2 separate regions of the Homo sapiens genome follow, and region 2 is linked to region 1. A link is a contact called in ENCODE Hi-C or POLR2A ChIA-PET data. All regions are on one chromosome and are shown on one strand. Each heading gives the region's core, a stretch centred on a gene start or an enhancer-like site at or near the end of the contact. The rest is flanking DNA. Distances are from core to core; before and after follow the strand shown.

What was found. A loop is a pair of places that touch in the nucleus more often than their neighbours do. ChIA-PET counts read pairs that join two places held with the same protein, here RNA polymerase II (POLR2A). Pooled maps may share reads with other maps.
Region 2: a pooled map shows a loop between it and region 1 (2.8-fold over the local background). The contact joins the enhancer-like site here to the promoter of CD200R1L in region 1. A Hi-C loop is called at or near these places in 3 of 168 maps with a recorded cell type or tissue (B cell and CD14-positive monocyte), 2 of 37 single-sample maps with no recorded cell type and 4 of 50 pooled maps. POLR2A ChIA-PET finds 5 or more read pairs at or near these places in 2 of 52 experiments (Panc1 and activated naive CD4-positive, alpha-beta T cell).

Annotation. Positions count from the first base shown.
Region 1 is chr3:112,844,762-112,848,841 of GRCh38, reverse strand. CD200R1L (CD200 receptor 1 like) reads left to right here and starts at 1,978. Exons shown (of 8, transcript NM_001199215.3): 1 at 1,978-2,217; 2 at 2,892-3,163. RefSeq lists a silencer at 3,884-4,043.
Region 2 is chr3:112,811,434-112,815,513 of GRCh38, reverse strand. CD200R1L-AS1 (CD200R1L antisense RNA 1) reads right to left here. Exons shown (of 3, transcript NR_149027.1): 2 at 787-851. Among named protein-coding and RNA genes, the nearest start is that of CD200R1L-AS1, 11 kb to the right of the region's middle. Within about 2 kb of position 1,678, at least 7 of the 41 ENCODE cell types and tissues checked have a DNase peak (open chromatin) inside an H3K27ac peak, as active enhancers do; they include B cell and CD14-positive monocyte, where a contact is called at or near this core.

The DNA.
Region 1 (4,080 bases), core at 729-3,228:
CTTCAGCCCAGCATCTGCTTCTTCCCTCCATCTGCTCTCAGTGCCTTCCCTCTGAAGAAGGGCTAGAAGTGTGCCAGCCTTTCCAATGCCCGGGTGTCTCAGTGGAAGATATTCCTCCTGGCTGTTTCTAGTTGGCCATCTTGGAAGAGAAATCCCTGATTGAAGATCTGTTTGCAGCACAACCTATTTCATAACTGAAAACCTTGGGCTGTTGGGAATTTTAAATTCAGCCACACTTAATTGAGGCTTTAATTATGCCATTCAGTTCTAGTGCTTTGATACATAACAGCAGTATCATGGATACTGACCTCACCTTTGCTAACTGTGCACCTCAAAGCTCCTTGACTTAAATGATATTTGCATATCAAGCCCCTAGGCCTAACATTGCCTTCATATTCCACATGTGGTTCAGCCTCGTTATAGTACCACAGAGCCACAAAAATAAGACCCACATCAACTCAAGTTTGTGATCATTTGAAAAGGATGTCCCACATCACAGTTCCAGTTTCAGTTTCACATTATAGATGATATTACTTCGGCCCAAGACTTTGACCTTGAAGATGAATTTGCCCTTTTCCCCAGAAACGACTTCACCCTGGACACTGAGACCACCACCCCAGCAACATCCATAGGCTGGCTTTCCTAAGGAGCTAAAAAATTGGACACAGGACATTTATCATTTTACTTCCTTTGATATAAGAAATTCTGTTTCGTTTCCTGAGTTCACCATTTGCTTAAACTCTTGTTCTTTGCCAAAGTGTACCCCTTTATACTTCCATGCCTAAAGGAAAATCTGGTAGAGTGTATTACTCTTTGAGCCATTCTAATAATTAATGAGATTATTGCTTTCCCCAGGAAGCAACTGCCTCATATGGGTTCACCACTTAACCCCCTGGAGAGAGGACCTCCCATTGCCCATTACCTCCTCTGACACTTTCCATTCCAGTTTGCCACCACAACATCCTGCCCTGCACCCATGACCCACAGCTGCTACCTCTTCCTCTAGGTTACAAACGTCATTAATCTTTACATATACCTTACTTAACTAACTTCATACTCTCCAAAAATATAATTGTTGGACCTGCCACCTTGAACCCTGGAATGTACCAAGAGATTACCGTCACGCACACAAAAATATAGCTCATGTTTTAACATACTTTAAGTCAATCAGGATATTGTTAGAGATCTTGGAAATCCCGGATCTGTTTTCTTGGCTAAGGCCATACAATGTGAAACTTGGTTATGAACCAGCCTACAAGGACTCTTTATACTCCTACTTGTTTTCCTCCTTTTTAAGGAGAAAATAATAAAATTTTTGTGTGTGTGTGCTATTTAGGGCAATGTATGCACTACTTACTAAAACTCTGCTCTACAACTTAGGCCACCCAAATAATTCAAGTAATCAAGCTTAACACTAATGTGGAGATCAAGAAGTCAATTTTAATATAGTTTTCATGTAAAAAAAAAATGCCTTCTAGTCCCAGTTTTGAGCCCCTAACAGTTAGCTCCCCTTCTTGAATATCTGATTTAAGTCCCCCCAGCCTCTTCCCTTATCTGGTTCTCACACTGTATGTCACTATATACCTGCCCTAATTGCCCAGGGCTAAGTACCAGACAACTACAAACAGCCCCATGGACAGCTATGTCCTAGAGCTTGTGAAGTTATTCAAATTAGCTAAGGCACAGGGTTCTCAGGAAACCTAATTCTACTCCAATTACCATATATAAGGTACTCTCTACAGCTCCAGTGTGTTGTTACCCTGTCCCTGTGTGCAACCACTGTGTGGCCCTACATGGAATTCTTCTCTTGTTTGGAGCTATAAGTAACAAAGAGGTTTGCCTTTCACCTATCCAAGAGTCTTCATGTTGTGTCCTGTCATCAAAAGAATCTTTAATCTTATAAAACAGAAGGGTAGAATCTTTGCTTCGGTCTTAGTTTCCAGTGGTTTCCTGGCAACCTTTGGTTTTCCTTGGCTTGTAGAAGAAACATCACTCAGATCTCTGCCTTTTATCTTCACATGGTGTTCCTGTGTATGCGCCCAGTTTTCCTCTTTTTATAAGGACACCATAAAAAGCTAAGAAGTGCAAAAGAAGAAAAAAAGAATAAACCAAAGACGCCAGTCATATTGGATTAGGGACCAATCTATTTCAGCATGGCCACATCTTAACTAATTATATCTCCAATGACCCTATTTCCAAATAAGGTCATCTTCTGAGGTACTGGGGATTAGAATTTCAACAAATAAATGTTGGGCGGGGGTTGCACTATTCAACCATGACTGAAAGTAGTTATTAAAGACACACATATGACTATCTTATAACCCAACAATTTAATTCCTAGGTGTATATCCAAGAAAATGAATGTACACATAGACCAAAAATTATGTACAAAACAAGAATGTTCTTAGAAGCTTTATGTTAGCCCCAAACTGGGATAATGTAAATCTACAGAGAAATTGATGAATAAATTGTGATATAGTTATTGAAAATTTACTATACAGCATTAAAAATTGAAATTTGCAAAGAATTTCATGCATGTGAAGTTCAAAAACTGTCAGAATGAATTAAAGCTATTAGAAGTCTGAGTAGTGTTTACTCAACTTCTCTGGAGGAGATGATATCAGCAGAGAAGGAACAAAGGACACTTTGGAACAAAGGACACTTTGAATAATAATTATCAACATCTTGGTTTTGGAAGTAATTAGATAAGCGCATATATAGGTAGAAATTCATCAAACCATACACTCAAGATTTGTTCATTTTACCATATGTAATTTATACTCTCAAAATGCTACTTTTTAAATGAGTTGTTATATAGTTTATCTTGCTACTTCAATGTTGTGGGAGAAGCAATGAGTAGTAAGCATTGGCTTTTTTGCTTTATTACACAGCAAAACTCACTGACATTTCCCATCAGTGGTTAATCAGTCAAAAACATATAGAATGACAGCAAAAATTAAAGATAAGCAAGATAATGAAGAAATATGTTTTGCAATCCTGTTGAAGACAGAATAAGCAAAAGTGACCAAGAGAAACAGATTCACCAAGTCTGTTGATTGATTTAAAGTGGATTTATGTTTAAGTAGAAAACCACTCCAAAAGCATACTTTAGGGAAGATGTCAGCTCCAAGATTACTGATTTCCATCATTATCATGGTGTCTGGTAAGTCTGATACTGTGACATTTTCAGCTGAAAATAAAGCTTTCTTTCAATGATTATGAGGATACTCTTGATCTACTTACTTATAAGGTGTTTCTTGACTTGTCCTAGCAGCAGTGATAAATGTGTACATTATCCAGCAAAACTCCTTCTGAGTTGCCTTATCCCAGTGGTGTACTGACTAGGTGACTGGCTGAATTCAGAGTAATTGGGGGCTGGGATTGAAGTGAAACTAAAATTTTGTGACCTAAAAGTGGTCCTGGGCTGCTTTTGTTGGTAGATTTTTAAAATTACTGATTCAATTTGAGAACTTGTTATTAGTTTGCTTAGGGTTTCAATTTCTCCTGATTCAATCTTGGGAGGTTGTGTATTTTCAGGAATTCATCAATCTCTTCTAGATTTTTCTAGTGTGTGTGCATAGAGGTGTTTATAATAGTCTCCGAGGACATTTTGTATTTCTGTGAGATCAATTGTAATGTCACCTGTGTAATATCTGATTGTAGTTATTTGAACCTCCTCTTTTTTTTTCTTTGTTAATCCAGCTAGTACTCTATTGACCTTGTTTGTCTTTTCAAGGAGTCACCTTTTGGTTTTGTTGATGCTTTGTATAGATTTTTGGATCTCAATTTCATTCAGTTCTGCTCTGATTTTAGTGATTTATTTTCTTCTGCTGGCTTTGGGGTTAGTTTATTCTTGTTTTTCTAGTTCTTCTTCAACTTCCTCTTCTTTTTATTTATTTATTTACTTATTTATTTTTGAGACGGATTTTAGCTCTTATTGCCCAGGCTGGAGTGCAGTGGTGCCATCTTGGCTCACTGCAACCTCTGCCTCCTGGGTTCAAGAGAGTCTCTTGCCTCAGCCTCCTGAGTAGCTGGGATTACAGGCACCCGCCACCACACCTGGCTAATTTTTGTATTATT
Region 2 (4,080 bases), core at 429-2,928, 33 kb after region 1:
TATTTTCATTCTGCCCATAGAGGTAATGAAAAGATGTAACTTCAGAAGATAGGAATCATAGATATGAATGTTATCTCTATGACAGTTCAAGAAAAATTGTTGGTTATATAAATGCAAGGGATGCTCTGGGCTTGTTGTGGGAAGGGGCTTGAGAACTTGGAGATACATAAAAATGATCTAATAGCCAATCCCTAGATGTGTGAGAACATGTCTACATTATGGGATTCAGAAGGAAGATAAAGATACCGTTATGGGCTTTTAGAGAGAATGTGAGTAGGAGAAACAGGAGAACTGAAATCTATGAAATTTTATTTGTATTAAATTTGTATTAATTCTTTTTTCCACTGGATGAACTTTATTGTTTCTAGAAGAGATTTATGTGAATTCACGTAATTTCTTTATCCCATTCTCACTGCCATGATTAGATTGAAAGAGTAAAAAGCTACAGCTACTACCCCCATCCTCCCACTGCTATATAAAGATAAAAAAAACTCCACTTTTTTTTTCTGAACCCTCTCATGTGTTCATATAGAGCTGACCTTTGAACAACATGGGGGTTAAGGGTGCTAACTCCCCATGCAGTGGAAAACTTGCATATAACTTTTGACTCCCCCAAAACGTTAACTACTAATAGCCTACTGTTGACCAGAAGCCTTACTGATAACATAAACAGTGATTTATATATAGTTTGTACGTTATATGTATTGTTTACTGTATTCTTACAATAAAGAAAGCTAGAGAAAAGAAAATATTAAGAAAATCATTAGGAAGAGAAAATGTATGTACTATTTATTAAGCGGAAGTAAATCATCATAAAGGTCTTCATCCTTGTTGTCTTCACATTGAGTAGACTGAAGAGGAGGAGGAAGTAGAGAGGTTGGTTTTGCTGTCTCAGGGGACGCAGAAGTGGAAGAAATCCACATATAAGTAGATCTGTGCACTTTCAACTTGCTGTTCCAGGGTCAATGATATACATGCCCAACAAATTAACTGTGGTCCTAAATACAGGGAGACTGGGAGCAATTTTTAGCAGAACACAATTGAGAGCCACTAGATGGTGCTTCAACTTAAGTCTCTTAACATTTCGAAGCAAGCTAAGACCTACTAACCTTAAGCAATGTAATCCTGCATTAAAAAAAATTTTTTTCCATACTTCTCCATTTACAAATTCTTTAGGTCTTCTTGGGTGGTTTTGGAACAATTACAGAAGGAGAATAAAATGGTTTAACTTGAAATTAAGGGGAAAAAAATCTTTTTGGTTCCTAAACTTGAATTGTACTACCCTTTTCATTTAATGTTAGTAAAAAACATTTTGTTTACCAAACAAGATAAAGGGATATTAATAGATTCACTTCGGGGAATGGGGAAATGTGAGGATATTTTAGTGGTTAAACCAAGATTAGTACTTGTTTCTTAAACTAGAGAGTTGAGATCACCCAGTCATAAAATGCAAATAGCTGCTTGCTCATGTTAATAGCAGCAGATGGTTAGAGCTACAGATGAAATTAAGTGGCCTTCTTCACTTCCTAGATCCTCCTCCATATCTCCTCCCCCATCATCTTTTAGAGGCATGTGTGGTATTCTAAAGTTAAAAGGAAGCTACGGATAATTGAGGTCAACTTCCTCATTTTGAAAAAGAGGAAACTGAGACTCTCAGAGTTAAGTGAACATGGAGTGTTACTAAGAAGCCAGCTGGCCTACTTGGCTTGTTGCTGAGAGGAAGGCAGCCACCCTAAGGCCACAGTCAGACATGGCACAACTAGGGGAAGAGGGCTGACCATCTCTTTCTTGGTCCCCATCTTACTAATGAGGACTGAGAGCCCTTCACAAGCTTTCCCTCCTGTCTGATTGGCCAAGACTGTATGACAATTCTTTAGCCAATCCCTGGCAAAGGGACTGAGATTTTGCTTATGTTGATTAGTCCTTTCATGCAGATGGGACTAAGATCAACACCTTTCTTCAGACACACATCTTGTGGGAGAGGAGTGAGTGGGACTTGAACAAAATTGGGGCTTTGTTAAGAAGGAGAAATGAAGTATGTGTGTGAAGCCTTGATGAGGGGGATGATAGTAGTCAAACTTAATTTTAGAAGGCACATAAGAACATTGAAGGTGGACGCAGGCAGGGAAGAAAGGCATGCTGGGAAGAGAGGACAGCATGGATGAAGGCAAAGTAGTGTAACAGGGTGTGTCTCTTTCAGGGCAATGGGGAAATTGTCCATATCATCTCCTCACACAAACTCTACATTTCATGAGGTCATCTGAGGACAGAAGACTGCTATTAAGAATGCCAGGAGAGTTTTGCAGGACAAGCAAATCTTGATCAATTTACAATGTTTTCTGAACAGAATGTCCAAATATTCTGACTGATTCACCCAACATTGATTTTAAGATTAAATAAGGAGCCAAGAACATTGGTTTATACAAAGTAGAGAACCAAAGAGAGGCTGGGGAGAGGCAGTGAGTCTGACAGACGATGTCTCTAATCTCAGAAGGGTGGGACTTGGTTTCTGAGCTGGGTAAAGCTGGCAGAGTAGAGACAATTCTCCTTATTCTGGTTTTTCTTGATAAAACATGAAAATTATTCTTGCTCTTAACCCAGTTGAAGAGAGGGCTTGGGGAATAATCTTTATACATTTCTAAATGTCCTTGTGAAAAGTGTCATAGAAACCCAAAGTCTTATTATCCATCCTACCTGTTTCCAAATGCTCCTCATGCACACATTGGTGTGTTCCTCCCTAGAATGTCTCTTCTCCTTAAGACATGGGGGGCCAACACACAGATAAAACATTTTTAGTTGTGACTTCTTCAGTTTGAAGCTCCCACATGTTGAGGAGGGAGCTCTTCAGAGTATAATAGTCACCAGGGAGGAAAGAAATAAGCATCTCTGCACAGGGGAAGGAGGTCATGGGGCTAATCAAGAGAATTTGTAAATATGACAGGAGGGTGACAAAAAACATTCACAGGCTCACATTCAGAAAAAGTAAATTTAACAAGATAACACTAAAACAAGAGGAATCGTGAAGTTCAACCAAATGTTATGACTTTTAAGGGAAAACAATATGAATATCTTTCCAAATCACTGTCATGATTTGCCTGTTCCTAAGCATGCCATCCTCCTGGGAAACAGGTTGTATGTGATTATGAGACTAATCGTTTACTCTTGTTTCTTAACATAATAAAAATGCCTGACTACATCAAAACTTTTCAGTTTCTCCTTAATGTTATCTTTCTGAAAACAGACAGCAAGAGACCTGCTGAGGAGGGCAGTCTGTGGCTAAGATGAGAGTTTACTATACTTCTGAAGGACATTTTATCTACCATGCTGCTTCCTGGGTGCTGTGAGGCCACAGAACCTGGAGAGGAAGCAGGTCTCCTCTGTCGTGGGCACTGCGTGGTCAGGTCATGCTGTTGAGAAGATTAATCTCAGATGTTACTGCCGAGCCTTGGAATGGACATAAACACTTCCGCGGACCTGAGTGAAGCCGTGTGGGAGACAGGAGCCAGACCAGGTCTTTTGTGTGTGTGTCTCACTGCAGAGCTTACAGTTTATTTGCAATTCCTGCACTCCCAACTTTAAGGCTTTTTGCTGAGGACACCATCTGCGACATAACACCTTCAAAAAAACTCTCCCACAAACTTTCCCATATTCCATGTAATGGAAAATTGCAACACAATTTACAAGACATTGAAAACCAAGGAGTGGCCCAAGATGTCAGCTCCAAGAAGCTACAGTAAATGTCTTGGGACCAGAAAGAATGATTAAGCAACTGGCATTCCAGCAAGAAGCATCTGTCTTTTGTCACTCTCCCCAAAGCAACATATAAATGTGCAGAGGAAGGCTGCTATTTCAGTAGGGGCAAAGGAGGTCAGCTGTTTGTAACATTTTCCATCATTCTCTCACAACTAAAACCCAAATCCCATTACTTTCCAACTGCCTATCAGGAGAGGGTGTTTGCTGATGCAGCCCAAGGGTGCCTAATCGCTATCCCCAGTAACCCATGGCAGCCCTTGCATCCTGGAGGATGATTAAATGGCAGATCCTAGGGAGGAGTTGGATGTGAAACCTTAGCCCTATGCC